Regions from separate parts of the Homo sapiens genome. Here region 2 is linked to region 1. A link is a loop called in an ENCODE intact Hi-C map of the cell type or tissue named here. Cell type or tissue: heart left ventricle. All regions are shown on one strand. Each heading gives the region's core, and the rest is flanking DNA. Links, peaks and the distances in the headings are about the cores only.

Evidence for each region. Peaks named below come from ENCODE experiments on the same cell type or tissue, not always from the same donor. Only the 100,000 strongest peaks of a DNase experiment are listed, where the experiment ranks them.
Region 2: a loop joins it to region 1, with 1.8 times the contacts of the local background. A loop is called at or near these places in 13 of 110 quality-filtered maps.

What each region holds. Positions count from the first base shown.
Region 1 is chr6:150,665,688-150,671,071 of GRCh38, reverse strand. All of the region lies in intron 2 of PLEKHG1 (pleckstrin homology and RhoGEF domain containing G1), which reads right to left. Among named protein-coding and RNA genes, the nearest start is that of PLEKHG1, 68 kb to the right of the region's middle. In heart left ventricle, for the core only: a CTCF peak has its summit at 2,442; a DNase peak (open chromatin) is centred at 2,471; H3K27ac peaks cover 2,047 bases.
Region 2 is chr6:150,612,100-150,617,483 of GRCh38, reverse strand. All of the region lies in intron 1 of PLEKHG1 (pleckstrin homology and RhoGEF domain containing G1), which reads right to left. Among named protein-coding and RNA genes, the nearest start is that of PLEKHG1, 15 kb to the right of the region's middle. In heart left ventricle, for the core only: no CTCF peak of the experiment used is centred there; no DNase peak of the experiment used is centred there; H3K27ac peaks cover 386 bases.

The DNA.
Region 1 (5,384 bases), core at 295-5,294:
CCATAAAAAGGAGTGAATTAACAGCATTTGCAGTGACCTGGATGAGATTGGAGACTATTATTCTAAGTGATGTAACCCAGGAATGGAAAACCAAACATTGTATGTTCTCACTGGTATGTGGGAACTCAGCTATGAGGACGCAAAGGCATAAGAATGATACAATGGACTTTGGAGACTTGGGGGAAAGAATGGGAGGGGGGGGCAAGGGATAAAAGCCTATAAATATGGTGCAGTATATTCATGGGTGATGGGTACCACTAAAGAACTTACTCATATAACAACAACAACAATAATAAAATAACACAGAAAAAGAAGCAACATAAGCGTTAACATTATGTCATTTCCCTCAGCCAAATGGACTATGTGGGGTCAACAACCAACAGACCCTTTAGCTATCTATGTATGCTCATGTGGCCCAGGGTTTCCCCACTCTTCCCAGGATAAATAGGGAACTCCAAAGTTTTGCTGAATGAGCACAAGAATGCAAAAGCATTTTTTATTACCCTTAGTTCTAGGACTGACATGTTGGTACAACTCCAGGGGGCGCCCATGCTCAGATTTGTGACTGGTACTGGTAGCGCATGCTGCGGCTGTGTAGCGTAGGTGGCTGCCCTGCTCAGGGCTTCGATGTTGTCCTTCTGGGTTAGCCTTCCATCTCTGTGCCTTGTTCTTAGGTTTACTCTTTATTACAAACGCAACGTTTATCTTATACATGGCTTTAAAAATATGAACAAATATGAACAAAATAGAACATATTCCTTATAAAGTCAATGAAATAAAGGTCAGTGGAAGGCTATGAAAAGAAAAACCTGTGTAAGTTGATTTTTTATTAGAAAAAAACCCACAATGTTACTGATTTTTGAAAATTGATTCCTCATTGTTTATTTACTTTGAAAACATAAACATATGTGAAAATACTGTATAATCAATATTTTTCTTCTATCAAAATCCATGGGGCTTATGAAGAAAAATAAACAATTATCTCATTGAGGACCAAGGGTAAAAATTAATAAAGCCACTGTTTTCTTTAAACACAAAAATCCCTTAGTTATCCCAGGAATGGTTTGAAAAGGAAATTAGAAATACATTTTAGGATCAAAATCTGGGTTATGGCAATGTCCACATGAAGAGCATTTTTGGTAAGGACCTGATTGAAGTTTAAGAAATCATTCTTGGCCAGGCATGGTGGCTCACGCCTGTAATCCCAGCACTGTGGGAGGCCGAGGTGGGTGGATCGCCTGAGGTCAGGAGTTCGAGACCAGTCTGGCCAACATAGTGAAACCCTGTCTCTACTAAAAATACAAAAAATTAGCTGGGCGTGGTGGCAGGCGCCTGTAATCCCAGCTACTCGGGAGGCTGAGGCAGGAGAAACGTTTGAACCTGGGAGGTGGAGGTTGCAGTGAGGCATGATCGCGCAACTGCACTCCAGCCTGGGCAACAAGAGCAAAACTCCCATCTCAAAAAAAAAAAAAAAAAAAGAATAATTCTTTACACAGCATAGGATGATGCCGAAAGGACTAAATACACAGTTCCAGTAACTTTGACATCGAGTAAGGTATTAAAAGTAATTTAGGCAAAAATTTAACCCCAAAGAACGTCGCGTTATTTTATCCATTAGCTAAAGGGTTAATTCTCCCCACAGACTGAAGCCTTATGGGTTCAAGCTGATGCAATTATAAGGGAGTTAGACATCAAACTAGGTCAGAGAATGACCTCGGTAGGCAATCAAAAACCATCTCAGAAGCCTCTTCAACCCCCCATCTATCCAGGCAAAAGTCATCTTTTCTCCTCACTCCTACTCATTCTGTACAGCAAAAACACATCCCAGCTATCTACAGTGATGTGTCTTCAAGGCTTTCTCCCCTCTCTATTTGAGGGCTAGATCTAAGTCAGGAGCCTCCTTTTGTCTTTCCTGAACCCACAGTGGGGCTGTGCAAATGTTTGAGTTAAAAAATGAACATCAGTGTTTACAGGGATCTTATTTTAGGCTTTCCTCAGAACTAAGTAGGGGAGAAACAAAGAAAAGCCTGCAAAAAAAGGCCCTAGTTAAACTGTTTAAAAATAAATCCAGATTAACAATGGCATGGAGTCATCACTGCAATAAAATGCAAAGATGACGGCCAGATACTTGAGCTACATTGCTCACAATAATTCAGCTGCCATTTTATTTATATTTAAGGTCAAATAAGACAAATCTTGTTTTGTATTACTTTGTACAAAGCAGGGGGACTAGAGAGAATTTTACATTTCATATCATCAGAAGACTAAAATATTTTTCCAGAAACAAATCAAAATTTAAATAAGTGAAACATGAAATTTTTAACCTTTACCATACTCTGCCCTACAAATAATCAACTTATTTTCAGTGATTACACATAAAGCATTCCGGTTTTAAAGTCCTTTGTGCTAGAGTTTCAGGTCCGGCCTGATTAGGAACACTGCGCCCAGCTGAGTGGAATGTGGAACTCCTACTTGGTCATCGGCCAGCAAGACTCCATGGCAACCACTATGTTTCGACAGATCAAAGGAGAGTTGAGCACTCAGGAATTGTCTCAGACTACCCAATAATAGACACTACATTTAATATGAGTACACTTTCTCAAATGGACCATTAAATTTTATTGTAGAAGAACTCAAAATATCATGTACAAAAATTCCAGAAACTTACAAAGGGAACTGTTGGCTCTCCAAGAAAACCATCATTCCTTTTTTTGGAACTGGACTACAGGGAGTTGAAAAATCTTTGAGGGAGCCATAAAGAATCCAATCACTTTTTACTTTGTTTAGATGGTGTTCTAGCTGTTGAAGGCTCCCATGATAATTTTGTGTTCTGTTTTTAGCAGAAGTTACAGGTAGGGCAGCCAATGCTTTATGTCTGCTTTTGGCAAGCACAAGCAACAGTGAGTTTCTCACTTCAGGCTATGTGTGGGCACATGAAACCTTCACTAATTCAAAGAAAGCTTTCACAGCCAACAGCAACCAGTTTAGAAAAACAGCAATGAGACTTTCGGCATCAATCTTCACTTTCATATTCCTGGAAAGACCTATTGCACGTATTTTAGCCGCCCTTGTATACAAGATAATCTTCAAACCTTCTGCTCTGAATTCTTTTTTATACACACATCTTACAAAAAGACAAGAGGCCTTGAACATTTTAATACCTGCTGATGGGCTGGAAAAGCTTTTAAAGGAATAAGTAGCACTCTACCACAAGAAGACAGTATTTTTACTTGTGACTGCTGATGGATTCACTATCCCTTGTAGTTCTAAAGGAGAGTCACCTCTACTTTTCACAGTTTCATTTATTTGCAGACTTCTGAATTCAGCTTTTCTAAAAGTTCTCTAGCAGCATAGAGGGTGTGTGAGGAAAACCGGGTAATATTATTTCCTAGGCAATTTTAATGCAAATTCAATGCAGGAAAATATTCCTGCTTGAATTAATAAAACATTGTTTAGCCAAATCTGTTGCAAATAGGAAAAAGTAGACTGCTATAAATAAAAGTAATAAACCACAGGAGGCTGTCCTTGGATTCTGTACTTCAGACTACTATTTTCCAAGATACCTTATGATCCTAAATTGTAACAAACAGAAGTATGTTCTGCCTTGAACCCCATTTTAGTGTCATATTAAGACAACATAATGCTGTTTAGTACATATATGTTGAAAACACAAGACTTGGCTGAACAGATAATAGAAACAGCCTTTTCAGAGTCAATCCTTAGTCAAAGGCTAAGTATTCACAAAATCATATGTAGAAACTCTTTTTAAAAAAATTATGTCCGCAGCAATATAATATTTAAAAAGACTGGTGAGCAAACATTTTAGGGATGCTAAAAACTTGAAATATTAGTAGTTAGCTAACTAAAGGTGATGCAGACCCAACCCTAATATATGTTTAGACAGGCCCAGTTTTCATGCTATATGATTTAAATAGCTTGGCATCCCTAAGCATTGTACACACACACACAAACACACACACACCCCCTTTTGGAGAAAATTTAAAAATCTTATCAGGCTGGGCGCAGTGGCTCACGCCTGTAATCCCAGCACTTTGGGAGGCCGAGTTGGGTGGATCACGAGGTCAGGAGATCGAGACCATCCTGGCTAACGCGGTGAAACTCCATATACTAAAATATAAAAAAATTAGCCGGGTGTGGTGGTGGGCACCTGTAGTCCCAGCTACTTGGGAGGCTGAGGCAGGAGAATGGTGTGAACCCGGGAGGCGGAGATTGCAGTGAGCCGAGATTGCGCCACTGCACTCCAGCCTGGGCGACAGAGTGAGACTCCATCTCAAAAAAAAAAAAAAAATTATCAATGCAGCTGGTATGATGGCAACTGTATGAAGCTAGAAGGCAAGATATCTTGATTCCAGCTCAGTCTCTGACATGAACTTGCTGTGCACGTTTGATGGTATTGCCAGCTCTCTCCAGACTGCAATTTTCTCATCAATAACATGAGATACTTAGGAGTAGGTCTTTTCTGTGTCTGCAATGAACACCTAGGTACTGCAGAGGTGAGCAAAGGGAGTGGTAGAGACACTGGGCTCATTGGTTATCTGATCCTGCCCCAAGCAGAGAAGATGGAGCAAGCTGGCAAACAGACGCAAGTTAGCAATGAACGGACCAACACAGCCGAAGCAGAGGGAGTGTGGGATGGGGAAGTGACAGGAGCTGCAGCTGGTCAGACCATGGAAACCCTTGAGGGTGGGAGACAGTGTTATCCTGTGGCGAACTCAGTGTAATGAGAGGAAGGCCAAGTTTATGCTTGTTCCTAAACTCTCTTCCCTGGGCGCCATTCCAACCTGAATGCATCAGTTGACTTCAGACAACCACAACTCCATTGGATTGCAGAAAGTGGAACATCTGACCCTTTTAATACATTTTGTCCAGGAAGCTGCATTATATTTATAGAACTTGACTCTTTTCATCCAGAGTACTGCCAGGGTAGAGGAAGGACTCAGAAGAAACCACATATTTCTGTTGCTATGCTTTTGTTTTTTAACAGGAAATTGTTGTCTAAACGAGAGCATTTCCAACGTGGAAAGACATGAGGGGGACATCAGACCACCTACAGGATAACCATTACACAGGAGAGATGGAGGCAAGGCCCCACCCCATCATGGGCAGATGGCTCAGTGAGGCCAAGTTTATACATTATGGATTCCTTTAGCCTTAACTGTGCCTTCCCCTTATGACTGAGCTCCTGTGGGCTTCCCATGCTACCCCAACCAACTCCCCTGGTTGGCCAAATCATAGGGAATAAAGGGACAAATGCCAGAAGCAGCTGGGAATTTTACCACTGATTCTATAGTTGACAGAAACCAGAGCATTTCCCCAAGAACCTGTGCTGATGCAGTAAAGAAACTGAAAAAAAAAAAGTCCCC
Region 2 (5,384 bases), core at 70-5,069, 53 kb after region 1:
TTAAAAGTACAAGTGGATTCTGCCACACTCGTAATTAACTGGTTAATTACTTCTCATCAATTTACTTTTAAATTTCACTAGGGCATCAAGTTTGATTTTGAAATTCCAATAGAAACAACAATTCCGTTGACTCAACTGGAGGATAAAAGCGCTGTCTTAGCAAAAACTTTTTAAAAAGGAAGTCTCTTAATTCTTCTCTGGGCCACCATGAAAACAAGTGTGATTAAAGTGATTGTTATTCTTCAAACTCAGTGAAGCATAATGGATTCTATAATCTTCACCAGAAGCATACCACCAAATGAGTGTTTTTTTAACTTAACAAACCCTCCAAACTCAGGATACCCTGTTACAAAGGATTTCCTGTAATTCTCTGGGAATATGCAATGCAAGAAAATTCACAGAATTTAAATATCTGAAAATATACAACTTACATTAATTGCACTTCTTCAAATTCTTAATGTTGGTAAAAATCATTATATTCCAAGTTCTTGATTTTCTTTTTAATCTTCTTGATATTTAAATCACATCTCCCTCAATTGAGGTCATAATTCTAGAACTTCAACATTTACCAGTGATTTTTATAGATTGAGAATACTGCAACCTCAATCATTTCTTTAACAAATTCAGTCTTTCAAACAGGAGTCTGATTAGTACACCTCTTTGTGAGATGAACGTGTTCTTACAAGACAGTAAGCTGAAGCAGGCAAGTAGTGCATATTACTTTTCAGGGTTTCCTGATGTCACCATGAAAGATTGATAACCCAAGAAGACTCACATCTTTAGACGTTTCCTCTCCAGAAGAGAATGCTTCTGAATTTTTCAGTAAACAACCCTTGCCAAATGAAATCTTCATTGGAAATGCCTAGTTGTTAATTAAATACTAGCTCTAGTATTTATTTGTACTTAAGTGGGGCATCCCACCAAAAGTTGAACATTTTAAATATGGCTTTTTTTCTCTAGAGAAGACACCTCAATAGTTGATCAAGTACTTTAATAGCCAACATGAGCCCCAGCTTTGCAAGGCACATGAGCAGTACAGTTCAGCAATGCTGGCCAAAGGCATCCTTGCCTCCCTCCCAACTGCCACATCTTCTAATGGTACCTTCCTTTTCTCTTCCCAAGTGAGTGGTCTGCCAGCTACTCTTTCCTTCTACAACAATACCATCCTCAATTTTAACTAGGTATGTAGCTGCCTATAACAAAGATGGCATGTCTCAGGGCAATAAGATAAGAGAACTTGGTCTCTAATTGCAGAGAGCCACCTACACTAGCCTTGGAGTGACTAAGATCTGTGGGGCAAAAAAGTGAATTTCTCTTCTCAACCACTGTTTGTTTTTTTTCTCACTTGCAGTCCTAGCTCATAACACCAAGCATACTATGAGCTTCAGATCTGGGGCCAGTCTGTTGGGCACTGATCCCAACACTGCCATTGATTAGCTGGGTGTCTTTGGACAAGTTACCTCATCTTTTGCTTGCCTCAGTTTCCTCATCTGTGAAGTGGAAATAACTGCATATATTCAAAGTTCTTGTGAGCATGAAATTAGTAAACATATGACAAGCCTCTGGAACATCACCTGGACTAGTGAGTGCTCAGTCATCACCTGGACTAGTGGTGATAAGCTATCATCACCACTGTACCAATCAATCCAGCATCTGCTACTTCTTGGTACAACAGAAAACTGCAAGGCAGGAGGCCAATGGGAACCATAGGTAAAGCTTCCTAACCACCTCCTCCCCTCTCCATTGCCCTCGTTGTCCTCATATCCGGTCTGCTTATTCCTCGGTAGAATTTCCATTCTACTCTTTCTAGTAGACTCGGCCACTGAAATCCCTCCTCAGTCTGATTCTTCTCACAGGAAATTCTAGCCTATGTGATTTTATATCTGTATAGTATTTTCTGTTATGAGAATTTAAATCAATATATAAGATTTATATTCGGGAGATTTAGAAAGATGAAGGGGCTGCAATGCAGGAAAATGAGAAATAAACCAGGTGCCAGCTTTTGGAGGAGTAAAGAAGGCCAAGGGAGAGTTAACAGAGAACTCTGGCTTTGGGGTGCATTTGAGGGTAGGGCCACAGACATATCAGAGAAGAAAGCTCAATGGTGTACATTCCAGTAGAAAGTTATCAGAGTTGGTCTAATGCTTTGAATCCCTCTGTGCTATGGAGGGGGACTGAGCTCTGCTGAGGTTATAGGTTATCCAGAGCTTTATTCATCTCAAATACCGGATAATCTGCCTCAGACCAAGGTGTGGTCCTGGAAGTACAGAGCAACTTCTTCAAACCATGAAGTCGCAAAGGCATTTCTAAGCATCAGATGAATGCCAGAGAGGAAAAACAAACCTTCTATCTAAACTGATTTAGAGAAATGATTTGCCAATGTGTTACTGATGACTACTTGTGACCTTGAAATTTTATTAAGGAGCCCAATGTGCCTGACAACAATTTCACCTGGATATGAATCTAAAGGGTAATTCGGTCATTCATTCGGAGGTTTTTAGGAATACAGCTCTAATTTCAGAGAGGTGATACAATCCTCCAGACCTACAGGATAGCATAAAATCTGATTTTCATGTGACTAATTTTCCCTAGTGTTTACTCAAAAGAGAATATATAAGTGTTTCTTTAAGTCTCCTCAATAGCAGTAAAAACTATCCAGTAAAAACTCTCAGAAGGGTGGTGCACTGACCAGAAGTAAGACTGTAACACAACTTTTCCACTCCGCAGGAGACCACAGCAAAAATGAAGAATGCCGCAGAGTCAACCCTAAAGAGCGAATGAGAGAGAGGGAGGGAGAGTGAGGGAGAGCCAGGAGTGTGGACGGAGGGTCTGGGAGGCCTGGGGAGATGACACTGTTGAGGACCAACTTCTGCTTGGTAGCCCTTTGACCCAATCAACTGTCAGGGGCCTTCCCCTCTGTCTTGGGAACTCTTGATTTGGTTGCCAACAACAGTGGCTTGATGACAGTGGAAAGACCACCACTGTCCATAAAACAGCTGCTAACGGCCAAGCACTGTGTAACACTTTCTCCATTATTATTACATGTTCATCATGATCCTGTACAGTAGTTATAATTATCTCCCATTTTATGCATGAAGAACTAGCTAGAAAATAGTACGGTTCCTAGTCAAAAGAGTCCATCCAACTCTGTGAGTGTGAACTACGTGACCTTCATTGCCTGTTCAAGAAGGGGAGGAGAGGTGGGATTTCAGACCCTTCTGAGGCAATAGAGTCAGGTTCAAAGATAGCCTAGGCCAAGTTAGAGCTCTAAAGGTGTTAGCTCTACAGCACTCATAAACATTAGAGCTATCGTACGTCTCTGCCACATTGTGAGTCAAGTAGGTTTTCTTTTATGAGCTCAAGATCACAATCAGCATTTATAATATTTTTTGTGGTGCTGACTTCCAAAAATAACTTTCCAAATACAACCCATTCATTCATCCATTTAAATACTGCAGTGCCTATTATACATTTCAGGTGTGGTAGTGAACAAAATAGACCAAAACCCTCTGCTTAACAGGGAAATCTGACTAACTTATTTTTATTAGAGGTGTTAATTGTGTGGTAGTTATAAAGAAGATTTCTCAGTTGGATAAACGAGAAAAAACGCAGACCTAGATAAACCAGTGGCCTGATGTTTTCGGGTGTCTGCCATTCGTGAGATGCTGTTTGGTGCTGGAGGATACTAGAGGGGAATAAGGCACAGTAAGAAGGAGTAACCTGAATGGAGTGGAGGGAAGATTCGGGGAGAGCGATGAGTAAGGCTTTCTGGGTAGGACAGTGCTGGAGAGCGGACTCTGAGGCCAAGAAGCCAGGCGGCCCTCCTATGGAAGCCTCTTCAGAAGCCAGGAGGGTATGGGCAAGGATGGAGGAAGAAAGTGGATGTTTTCTACTGCTTCCCCTCGCACCCACAGCACTTAGGCTGCTGCTCTCTGTTCTAGAACTTGGTATCACAGAATCAGACAATCAGAACGTACTCAGAGGCATGAGAGGGCAATTGCCAAAGTGATGTTTATTTAGTCAACAAGTGTTTCAGCATTTCTCTGCACTGGGCACTCTTTTAAGGCACTGGAAATATCATAGCCACACAAAGTCTCTGTTTTCACTAAGCAGATGTATCCTAGGTTAGGTGTTGATACATGCTATACATAAAAATGAGTGGGGTAAGAAGGATCTGACTTGCAAGGTGCAGGCGTTTGCATGTTATAAAGTATGGTCAGTAGGACTTCTTTGATAAGGGGACACCTGGGCAGGGAACTGAAAGAAGTGAGACAGCAAGACTCTGATATCTGGGAAAGAACATTCCAGGTAGAGGTAATAAGAACACTCTGATGCTGGGGCTTGTTTGGAGTACTCAGGAACCACAGAGAGGCCAGTGGGCTGATGCAGAGTGAGTATCAGGAGAGGAGCAGGAGATGAGATCAGAAAGAGCAAGACAGCAGAGCAGGGGCCAGACTAGGGAGGGTCTCACAGGCTACCCCATGGACTTGCTTCTGACTCTGAGATGAGAAACTAGTAGAGTGGATTGAGCTAACCGACATATGAAACGATTGCTCTGGCTGGTAGAAGGCGAGGTCTAAGCAAGGAGACCAGTTAGGAGCCTACTGCAATAACCAGGAAAAGACAGTGGACTGGACCAAGAGGGAGCATGGATCAAGGACCATGAGAAGTTATATAAATCTGGATGCTGGAGGTAAAGCCTATGAGGTTTTCTATGGATTGGACCTGAGGTATGAGAAACAAATGTGACCAGGGAAGCCCTAAAGGGACTTTGATATCTGCCTTAAATTGCACCCTCACCCTTCCCTTTGGGTTGAACCGTTAGAAGAAGTCTTCATTAAAACACATTCAGGCTGGGCGTGGTGGCTCAAACCTGTAATCCCAACACTTTGGGAAGTTGAGGCGGGTGAATCACCTGAGGTCAGGAGTTTGAGACCAGCCTGGACAACATGGCAAAACCCCGTCTCTACTAAAAACACAAAAATTAGCCAAGTGTGATGGCAGGCGCCTGTAATCCCAGCTATTCGGGAGGCTGAGGCAGGAGAATTGCCGGAATCCGGGAGGCAGAGGTTACAAGGAACCGAGATCATGCCACTGCACTCCAGCCTGGGCAACAGAGAGAGAGACTCTGTCTCAAAAACAAAACAAAACAAACAAACAAAACCCCACAAAAAAACACACATTCAATGTCAGGTTCGTGTTCTAGTTATTAATATATCAATCAACACTGGCTTCGCAGTTCTTCCAAAAGTCTAGGCAAGAGATAAGAGTCTAAAAGGCTGGGAAGGGGACTTGAATAAGTGAACATAGATTGAGAACTATTCAAGCAGTTATTGCTAACTGACTGGACAAGGCAGGAAAGGGAAGGAAAATGGCTTGCTGTG